Linked DNA regions of Homo sapiens: region 1 is linked to region 2. Evidence: chromatin contacts called from ENCODE Hi-C or POLR2A ChIA-PET data. All regions are on one chromosome and are shown on one strand. The core of a region is the stretch at or near the end of the contact, and the rest is flanking DNA. Distances in the headings are between cores, read along the strand shown.

Evidence for each region. Hi-C counts contacts between places; a loop is a spot of excess contacts on that map. ChIA-PET counts read pairs that join two places held with the same protein, here RNA polymerase II (POLR2A). Pooled maps may share reads with other maps.
Region 1: a loop to region 2 is called in a pooled map, with 14 times the contacts of the local background. The contact joins the promoter of RAB6A here to the enhancer-like site in region 2. A Hi-C loop is called at or near these places in 6 of 50 pooled maps. POLR2A ChIA-PET finds 5 or more read pairs at or near these places in 3 of 52 experiments (GM12878, activated B cell and naive thymus-derived CD4-positive, alpha-beta T cell).

Annotation. Positions count from the first base shown.
Region 1 is chr11:73,758,629-73,763,777 of GRCh38, reverse strand. RAB6A (RAB6A, member RAS oncogene family) reads left to right here and starts at 2,704. Exons shown (of 8, transcript NM_198896.2): 1 at 2,704-3,212. The coding sequence starts at 3,143. LOC124902711 (a long non-coding RNA gene) reads right to left here and starts at 2,620. Exons shown (of 2, transcript XR_007062775.1): 1 at 2,538-2,620; 2 at 678-2,041. RefSeq lists silencers at 2,097-2,286, 2,447-2,756 and an enhancer at 3,053-3,553.
Region 2 is chr11:72,734,406-72,740,085 of GRCh38, reverse strand. The region is part of intron 1 of ARAP1 (ArfGAP with RhoGAP domain, ankyrin repeat and PH domain 1); the gene reads left to right. Among named protein-coding and RNA genes, the nearest start is that of ARAP1, 15 kb to the left of the region's middle. RefSeq lists enhancers at 2,947-3,046, 3,217-3,396. Within about 2 kb of position 1,770, at least 17 of the 41 ENCODE cell types and tissues checked have a DNase peak (open chromatin) inside an H3K27ac peak, as active enhancers do.

The sequences.
Region 1 (5,149 bases), core at 1,455-3,954, 1.0 Mb before region 2:
AGGATGAGTAGGAATTGGGGAAGAGTGGGGAAGGGAGGGGAAGAGTGTTTGCAGTAAAGAGAAGTGAGCGTAGGAAATCATGAAGGTGAAAATGTTGGTGAAAATACTCTTGAAAAGGGCCTCTCTAATTCCTCTTTCTCCTGAGTAATTTTTCCATTTGCTATACCCTACAGCACTTAATATGCAATGTTTAGGCCATAAAGTCTCTGAAGACAAAACTTACACAGAGTACTTGGTAATATGAAGGCAGCTTCAGAGGATAATGAGGCTGTGTATGTGTCAATGCAAAATGAAAGCTTAAAACATTAAAACATTTTAGGTAAGAGGTGGACTAGACCATAAGGCCCTTCAAAATGACAGGGAACAGTACCACCTGTCTAGGTGACTACAGAGACCAAAGCAGCAGGGAGGACTGATTCATAAAGTTCTGTAGGAAGTACAAAGTAATTATAGTTCCAATCCTCAGATGTTACTTTAAAGTCTATTTCAGGAAGCATAATGAAAACTTGGTACCCATCAGAAAGAAAATAGCTACTCACTTTTGTTTGCATAATCTTTTTAAAAAGTTTCTTGGTTTAAGCTGCTCTTTGTATGTGCCAGGGTTCTGGGTTAATGGTGGAGAGGACCCTATTAGATCTGACAAACTACTTGTAAAATCAAATGTCCATGCTACAAGCCAGGTTTTTACCATTTTATTTTAGATGCATGTTCTACCTGCACATGGCTGGGAGAGGAACCAGAAGGGAGTAAATTTTGATAGAGATGGTTTGAGGATATAGCTGTTGTCTTGATAGGCCAGAATAGATGATATTTTAAGAACTTTGGTTCTTCCCTGTAATTTATTCTAGGTCAGCAATTCATCCCTGGGCCTGAGAAGGCACTTTTTCAATCCTGTCATTTCTACAGCTAAGCAAATAACTCCCCAATAATGAGAAAAAGTACATAAATGTTTTGTGAATGATATACACAAATGATATACATTTGTGTATAGACACAAATGTAAGGACATATTTTTTATTATTCACTTAGAAAGTTTTTTTGTTTTTTTTTTTTTTTTTTAAGACAGGGACTTGTTCTGTCACCCAGATTTCAGTGTAGTGGTGCCATACCTCAGCCTCCAACTCCTGGACTCAAGCAATCCTTCTGCTTCAGGCTCCTGAGTAGCCGGAACTACAGGAGCACACCACGATATTCGGCTATTTTATTTTTTGTAGAGATAGTGTCTTGCTTTGTTGCCCAGCCTGGTCTCGAACTCCTGGGCTCAAGCGATTCTACCGCCTCGGCCTCCCAAAGTGCTGGGATTACAGACGTGAGCCACCGCGCCCAGCTGCTTTATGGATTTTTTTTTTTGGAGACAGAGTCTCGCTCTTGTTGCCCAGACTGGAGTGCAATGGTGTGACCTTGGCTCACTGCAACCTCCGCCTCCCGTGTTCAAGCGATTCTCCTGCCTCAGCCTCCCAAGTAGCTGGGATTACAGGCACCCGCCACCACACCACGTTAATTTTTTGTATTTTTAGTAGAGATGGGGTTTCATCATGTTGGCCAAGGCTGGTCTGGAACTCCTGACGTCAGGTGATCCACCCAACTCAGCCTTCCAAAGTGCTGGGATTACAGGGATGAGCCACCACGCCCGGCTTTTTTTTTTTTTTTTTTTTTTTTTTTCTGTTGAGATGGAGTCTCGCTCTGTCGCCAGGCTGGAGTGCAGTGGTGTGATCTCGGCTCACTGCAACCTCCGCCTCCCGGGTTCAAGCGATTCTCCTGCCTCAGCTTCCCGAGTAGCTGGGACTACAGGCGCGCGCCACCACCCCCAGCTAATTTTTGCATTTTTAGTAGAGACAGGGTTTCACCATGTTGGCCAGGATGGTCTCGATCTCTTGACCTCGTGATCCACTCGCCTCCGCCTCCCAAAGTGCTGGGATTACAGCCGTGGGCCACCGCGCCCAGCCCGCTTTATGGATTTTGCAAGTCATTTACTCCCTCTAAGCTTCAGTTTCCTCATCTGCAAAATTGGGAGGCCATGATTCTGGCAGTTATAACATTCCTGGGAGCAATGGAGGAGAATGTTATTTAGTAAGATGCCTGTGAGGAATTATGATGAGAGGATGGAGAAGGTGGGGTGTGTGCAATGGTGAAGAAGGGATCTGAGGACTGTGAGGCACGGCTGAGGGCTCAGGAAAGAGGCTCCCATTACAAATTTTAAGGCTATAGGACCCCACCCACACTTTTTGGGGGATCATATTCCACCTTTGTCCCGGCCCCGCCTCCGCCCCACCCTTCTCCCCCTCCCCTTTCTTTCCTTCCCCTCCCCTCAGGCTGAGAGGCGCCACACTTCTTATGGCCGCCACAGTGCTCCGCTTTCCACAGCTCGAGGGCTGCGCGCGCTCTCACGCTGCCACCTCACTCGCGTGTGGGCTCGCCCTCAGCCCCTTCCGATTGGCTCATTATGTAAGTGACGTAAGGGCTCCAGCCTCCCACTAACTTATCCCTGGCTTGCCCCGCCTCCTCCTGGCTTCTTTTGACGCCAGTGGAAACCTAACCTGCCCCGTCGCCGCCGTGCGGGAGGAGCCGGTAGAGCTGTCCAAACCAGGAAGGCGATGGCGATGGCGGTGGCGCGCACGCATGCACGCACGCACGCACGCCAGCGGCCGGCGGGGCCGCAGGCTCGCGCCCGGGCTCGCCCCGCGCCGCTCCAGAGGCTCGCGCACTCAGCAGGTTGGGCTGCGGCGGCGGCGGCAGCTGTGGAAGCTCAGGCGCTGCGCGTGAGAGGTCCCAGATACGTCTGCGGTTCCGGCTCCGCCACCCTCAGCTTCTCTTCCCCAGGTCTGGGAGCCGAGTGCGGAAGGAGGGAACGGCCCTAGCTTTGGGAAGCCAGAGGACACCCCTGGCTCCTGCCGACACCGCCCTCCTTCCCTTCCCAGCCGCGGGCCTCGCTCGGTGCTAGGCTACTCTGCCGGGAGGCGGCGGCGGCTGCCAGTCTGTGGAGAGTCCTGCTGCCCTCCAGCCGGGCTCCTCCACCGGGCCTTGCAGGGGCCGAGAGAGCTCGGTGCCCGCCCTTCCGCTCGCCTTTTTCGTCAGCTGGCTGGAGCAGCATCGGTCCGGGAGGTCTCTAGGCTGAGGCGGCGGCCGCTCCTCTAGTTCCACAATGTCCACGGGCGGAGACTTCGGGAATCCGCTGAGGAAATTCAAGCTGGTGTTCCTGGGGGAGCAAAGCGGTGAGTGCGTGGCTCCCCTACTCCTGGCAGCTGGCCGCAGCGTCCCCGCACCGCCCCCGGTGCGGCCCTTCCGTCCGCGGAGGCTCCCTGCCCGCCTCGCGTCCGCGCTCGTTGCCACCGCAGCCCTTCCCGATGTGCCCCCCGGTGCCACTGGCTCTTCGCCAGTGGCCGAGTTTTTACCCTGTTCCCCGGGTTCTTCAATCCTCGACTCCCCGGCTCCGTTCCCCGCAGTCCGGCCATCTCCGGTCGATCTGCCCTCCCTCCCCAGACCTCACCCCGCCCAGCCTCTTGTCCATCCCTTTCTTCCTCCGGTCTCGGTCATTGCCCGTACCCCGGCCCCCTTTCTTGAGCCCCACCCTTATTCCTTGCTCTTTTCCCAGTTCCTCAGCTCTGTGAGGCCCACTCAGGGAAGCCCCACTCCCGAGAGCGGGCCCTCTTCAACCTTGGCCAAGGAGGGTGGGATCTGGGCGTTGTTTTCCCCAGAGGCTTGGCCCTGCGAAGTGCTGATGTCGTGGAAGGTGGGAAGGGGTGGTAGTAGAAAAAATTAAATGATTTTCACCTGGGTGGGAAATTAGTCTGGGCCATAGAGGAAACATCTGAATTGGAGACGACTTGAGCATGGGGTGGTTGGGGGTGAAAGGGGTAGCGTCGGCAGTGGAGATTTTTGCCCCTTAGGTTAGATGGGGCTGTGGCTTGTCGGAAAACCTCATTTTGTTCTCTTGACTTTCATCACTGACAATTCTTTTGGCAATGTTGATGATTTTTCAATCTCTGCCAGATGCTATGTCATGATCATTTTACTTGGAATTTTTCTCATCTCACCTCCCCTTTTTCTCTTTTCAACATGAAGCAGCGTCTGAGTCTCATGGTGGTACAAAAGGGAATTACTGGGGAAATGTTAATTATTCATTCCTTCTTGAGTATTTTCCAATGATATATTGAGGATTCATGTGAGAGAAGGCTTGGAATAACAAACATCTTTGTTTTGTCGGATTTCCTTTGGAAAATGGAGTAGAGTAGGAACAGACTCATCATCTAGTTACCTAAATTAGATTTAAATACCATTTGGGCTAAATAATTCTTTTATGCTTAATATTCTGTACTGTCTGATGAGTGAAATTGTTATGTCATTTACCTGGTCAGGTTCTGCTGTCACTGTACTTTTGTATTAGATACTAGATCCTAATTTTGTGATGGTTGTATCTACGATTACTTCTTGTAGTAATTCCAGTTTTATGCTGTATTATACAAACTTGACACTCGACAATTCAGAGATGATTACCCTCCTTTGTTTTTCTCATACTTTGCATGCCCATCTTTAAAATTCAGACATTGAGAGATTAGTTCTGAGTCATCAAACATTGAGTACCTACTAGGTGTTTTAGGTGAGGTTATAGAAAACATTAGTTATTTGTTTTGACTGGAAGGCATGTAAGTGATATAAATTCGTAGCTTTTATTACTACTTTGAACTATTTATACTAATTTGTATGCCATCACAGAGGTTAATACTCTTGCAAAATTGCCTCCAGTTAGAACTGGGAAATCATTTTTCTCCTTTCATGTGTAGATTATCTTCCCCTCCTCCCTTTTGGGGGGAAAAATACAATCTCCCTCCTTTTTGCTTATATATTTTCCTGAAGTAAGTATAAACTTGTGTCTTTAGGTGAGTAACTTGGTAGAACCTATGGAGTTGCTTCTAGTCCAGCTTTTCTGTGTCAATATCAGGATAGTTCCCAAACATAAAATATAGTTTATTGGTTATTATTGATAAAAAGGATCCAAAGTGCTTATTGTGCATTCTAAGGATATTATTGCCTTCCTTATGTTGTGATGCACAGCTATTTAGTTTGCATGAAAAAACCTATTCATCTTCCTGCCTAAAAAGGTTTTAGCATGAATGGAGTGCTTAACTTCCTAAGTATCTTCAGGTTTCCT
Region 2 (5,680 bases), core at 521-3,020:
GGAAGAAGAGGAATCTTTTTCTTATTTGCCTAAAGGCCCCACCTGGGTTGGAGACAGCTCTTCTCCCCCTGCTCCCCACAGTCCCCAAGGGGAGCTGGTGAGTTCATTGTATGATGGGAGTGTGCCATGCCAGGGCATTCCAGGGGAGGTCCAGAATGCCGTGAAGTCAGGTCTGGTCTGGAGCTCTGCAGGGGGACATGGCTGGAGGTAGGCTGTGGTAGTCATTGGTGTCTGGGGTAACCGAGAACCTCAGGATGTGGAGGGAGTCTAGCCCAGAGCCTGGCTACAAGCCTAGCACCCAGGGTCAGGACTAGCCAAGACCTTAGGGCTAGGGACAGGAAGTGACTGCCTGACGGCAGAGGAGTGAGCAGAAGAGCACGCTGGCCTCCAGTACACATGCGGTGGCGTGTCATGGTCATCTGGGTGCCAGGCTCTAGGAGGCAGGGAGTGACAGCTCTACTTTGTGGAGGGGAAACTGAGGCTCAGAATGTGATGTGACTTGCCCCAGGCTTCAGACAAGAAATGGTGGAGCCAGGACTGGAACCAGACTTGCCTTGCATACTGGGTGGGGAGGGGGCCCAGGCCTGGAGCCGAGGGACATTGCTGATAGACCCCCAACTCCCCACCAGCAAGCTGAGGCAGCTCTTCATTCCCCCGGCTCTGGGGTCCCACTCAGTCCTCACTGCCCTGAGGGGCTGCTCCCCATCAGCCACCAGCACTCCGGAGACCCCAGAAGACAGGCCACACCACACATGGGCCAGGACAGGAATCTCCTGGTGCCAGGGAGAGTTATAGGGCAGAGATGCGGCCTGGGGTAGGACAGGAGACCCCAGTGTGCCTTCCTGAGACTGTTATGTGGTGGCCACCAGTCCCCGAGAGATGGAAAATAGGCTGCTTGGCCCAGAGATCGGTCAGCTGCCCACTCGAAGGCTGTACCTGCTGCCTTTCCTGGCAGGGCTGGAGGGAGGTGGCTTCTGCAGAGGCGTGGGGGCCACTTCTGCACCCTCTGGGCTGGGAACCCAGCCCCCACTAGTTCCTCATATCTGCGGAAGTGCCTCTAACACTCTTGCCTGAGTGAGCGGAGCCTGGAGAAGGCCCAGGAGGGCAGCAGACCGAAGAGGCCCTATGCAGAGGTATCACCTGGTGACTGGGCCGGGGAGGGGGCCAAGGGTGGGGTATTGGGCTGTGGGGTTGTTGCACACAGTTGAATTGCTGGTAGGAGCTGTGTGTGGTGGGAAAGGGCAGATCTGAGGTGTGGCCATTGGGTGGGGTGGTAGGTGTGTGTGGCCCTGGGAGATGTGTGGCCCTTGAGGTAGTGTGAGGTGTGCATTTGTGGTACCAGTGGGGTGTGGTTTGTAGACCCAGGCCTGGCCAGAGCTGGCTGTGTATGTTCTTGGTTCCTGTTGGGGAGCTCCGAGGAGTTTCCTGAGGTCTGGATGCTGGGGTCGCTGCCCTGCCTGCCTGTGCTGGGACAGCTGGGCCCAGGGTAGGGGATGAGGCTGTATAAGGGAGGTGGTGGTGGACAAGCTGAGGCCTCAGTTAGGACCCCTAGCCTGCCTTCCTCCCCTCCTTGCTCCCCATAGGGCTAGGTCTTTCCTTGAACCCAGGGCAGAGGCCTGTGCGGAGGGGAGCTGAGGATGCAATCAGGGGAGGCGGCCTGGCCAAGAGGACTCCAGAGCTGGGTGTGGAAAGGGTTAGGACCTTTAAGGCTGCCCTGATCCAGGGCTGACTCATGCAAATCAGAATGCAAAACAGGCTCAGGGAGGCCTCAAGAGAGAGCCACACCCACACGGTCAGCAGACTATGCAGGTGACGGAGGGCCAGCCATTGAGCCTTTCTCTCTAAACATCTTCTGTTCCCACCCCACTGACATCTCCTGTCACCAAATTCACCAGGTCCTTTTCTGTCCCTGGGCTTTGCACACCCAGTCCCCTTTGCCTGGAATGGCCTCCACCTGGCCACCTCCTACTTATCCTTCAAGGCCCAAGTCAGGGGTTCCTTCTAGAAGCCTCCCTTACTTCACCAGACAGAAGCAGTCACGTCCTCTGAAGGCCCCGTGAGCTCCAGCAGGTGACCTGGTGAGTTTCTACCTCACACAGCTTCCATGACATTGACATAGAGAAGAATCACAGGCCTTAGGGTTGTTATAAGAACAAATGAGGGACTGGGTGCGGTGGCTCACGCCTGTACTCCCAGCACTTTGGGAGGCCAAGAGGGGAAGCTCGCATGAACTCAGGAGTTCGAGACCAGCCTGGGCAACGTGGCAAAACCCCATCTCTACAAAAAGTACAAATATTAGCCAGGCATGGTGCATGCCCCTGTAGTCCCAGCTACTCTGGAGAGGCTGAGGTAGGAGGATCACTTGAGCCCAGGAGGCTGAGGTTGCAGTGAGCTGAGATCACACCACTGCACTCCAGCCTGGGTGACAGAGTGACCCTGTTTCAAAAAAAAAAAAAAGAACAAATGAGATGAAGGAGAAAATCTAGCAGGGGCTGGGCACATGGTTGCCAAATGGTGTGCATTTAGGGAAAGAAGGAAGCTGGAGGGTGCCTGTCTTTGGCTAAGGCTCTGGGTCATCTTCTTGCTGGGCCGGTGAAACAGGTCACTAGTCAGTAGTGGGTAGAGATATTACCATGGAGTTGCTGGGCTGGGACAGAGAAGGGGTGATGAGATTTGAACTCTGACCTTGGGGTTGAAATGGTAGGTAGAGGACAGAAGGGCAAAAGTTTTGGTTCCAGCAAGAAGTACTCAAGCCAGACGTGAAGAAGGACTGGCTGACAAGGATTAGAGATTCCAGGCGACCCTTACCTCTGGACTGGGACTGAGTGCACCTGTGAGCCCAGCCAGGTCCTGGGCACCACTGTGGACAGCAGAGGAGATAAGAAGGGGTATGGACTCTCAGGATACTCCAGGATACATGGGGGATTGGGTGGAGGTGGACCCCCACAAAACAAGCAACCAAAGAGAGAGCAGAAGCAGTGCCGAGATATGGGGCTCAGCCTCAGAGGACTAGGAGCTTGAGGGGGCAGTCAGGGCAGACTTTTTGGAGGAGCTGGCCTGGAGCCACCTGAAGATGGGAGGATGTGGTTTACTCACTCATTGTCAGCAGACAACTTTGGGGGCTCCCTGTTTGCCAGGCCAGTGCCTACTGTGAGAAGTGACATGGAGGAAGTCATGGACAGGGCCAGCCCAGCCTGGCTGGGGGTTGGGGTATGTCACTGACAACTTGAGCAAGTCACTTCCTCCCTGTGGGTGTTTGTTTCTTCGTCTGTAAACGTCAGAGCTGGATGAAGTTGAATGACAGACCAAGGAGTGCTCGAAGGCACTGGGAACCATGGAAAGGCTTTGAGTGGGGGTGGGACTGTAGTTGGCACAGTGGAGAGACGCTGGAGGGACATGAGAGAGAAGGAGAGGCAGGATGGGGGTGTGGGGGTGCTGAAGTCTGATTGGGCCATTAGGGTGGAGAGGAGGGAAACCCCTCAGCTCTTGGCTGTGCTGTCGCAACAGGATGACACTCCCTTCTGCCAGGTCCCTGCCTTCCTGAGGATGAGGACTCAGTGATGTGTCATAGCAGCTGAGGGGCTTAAACCTCCAAACTAGGGCTTGGATTAGGGTAGAGCAAGTGAGGCACTTGCCTCTGTTGCAGAATTTGAGGGGGTACCAAAAAGCTCAGTAATTAGCTGGGTTTGGTCATGAGATCCTGTGGTCCCCGCTACTGGGGAGGGGGAGGTGGGAGGATCACTTGAGCCCAGGAGGTTGAGGCTGCAGTGAGCCATGATCATGCCACTGCACTCCAGCCTGGGCAACAAAGCGAGACCTTCCCTGTCTCAAAAAAAAAAAAAAAAAGGTAACTAAAATGTAAAAGCAATAACTATTTATTTTAAAAAGGTCAGTATTCAAGGTATATAATATTTAATGCCATTTAAAAAATAAAAATTAATGCCAAAAATCCATGATGAGCAAAATATAAAACATTAACATTTTAAATTAAGAGAGGAACAGTACTGATGATTCTGTCTTTGCCTCAGGCTGCAGTGTGGCTTAGCAGGGCACTGCTCTGAACTTCTTTTTTCAATTTGCTGCTTTCTCCGGGAAGCCTTCCCTTACCTCAGCCTGGTTGAGGGCCCCCTGGGCTGTTTTCACTGGTTGATGGTATCTGATCCCTTCCAGCCTGAGGTTCCTGGAGGGCCAGTCCAGGTCTGAGGTCTGGTTCATGCTTCCAGTGCCTTGAACATGGCTGTTCCAAAGAGGTGTCAGTGCCGAGTCACCGTGTCTTTGATGTTAGCCAGATGCCCTTAGTGCAGGAATAGGAACTTGAGAGAGGCCCAGTAGGGAGCCAGGCTTTTCTCAGGGAGATAAGTAGTTTCCTGTTTCCCAGACCTGGTCATTCCAGTGGGGTTGCTGGGACCGTCATCTATCAATCTGTGTTAAACGCTTAGTACAGTGCCTGGCCTGTATATAGCAGGTGCTCAGTTTTTGCTTTTGTTTTTGAGCTGGAGTCTCACTCTGTCGCCCAGGCTGGAGTGCAATGGCACGATCTCAGCTCACTGCAACCTCTGCGTTTCAGGTTCAAGCAATTCTCCTGCCTCAGCCTCCCGAGTAGCTGGGATTACAGGCACCCACCACCATGCCCAGCTAATTTTTTGTATTTTTAGTAGAGACAGTCGGGCTGGTCTCGAACTCCTGACCTCAAGTGATCTACCCGCCTTGGCCTCCCAAAGTGCTGGGGTTACAGTCATGAGCCACTGCGCCCGGCCCTCAGTTTGTGTTTTGAGAGGCCGTGAAGAGTGGTTAAAAGTGGATGGCCAAAGGCTGGTGGCTCACGCCTGTAATCCCAGCACTTTGGGAGGCAGAGGCAGGTAGATCACTTGAGCCCAGGAGCTCAAGACCAGCCTGGGCAACATGGCAAAACCCCATCTCTACAAAAAAATGGAAAAATTAGCCGGGCGTGGTGGTGCAAGCCTGTAGTCCCAGGTACTTGGGAGGCTGACGTGGGATAATTGCTTGGGCCCAAGAGGCAGAGGTTGCGGTGAGCAGAGATTGTGCCACTGCACTCCAGCCTGGGTGACAGAGCGAGACCCTGTCTAAAAAAAAAAGTTGAGAGCTACAGTCTCCAGTATGAATAGAGTGTAAGCCACAATGCAATTTAAACAGTCCAAGTGAAATTAATGTTAATAATATATTTCATCATGTAAACAATAGGGAAAATTATTGAGATATTTTGCATTCTTTTTTTTTTTTTTTGTGCTCAGTCTTCAAAATCCACTGTGTTCAAAATCTAGCACATCATATTCCAGGGACCACATTTCAAATGTCCAACAGCCACGTGTGGCTACTGCTGGCTGCTATTGGACAGCACAGGGCTAGACTATATTCATACTGCCTCCTTCTTAGGTGTGTGGCTTTGGAAAGTTGTTTAACCTCCCTTTATCTCAGTTTCTTCACCTTAAAACAGGGATAGCAATCATATGTATCTCCTGGGGCTGCTGTGAGGCTTTAATGAGTTAATATAAAGTACTTGGATACCTGGCATGCAGTAAGCACTGTTTATGTGGTCTCTTTTTCTTGTTTCAAATTGTCGTTTGAGTAGCACTGCCATTTTTGCCAATGCTTTCATCTGAAGTGCTAGCTACTTAAAGGTTGTTTTTTAAGTATTGACTTTTGGGCTGGGTGCAGTGGC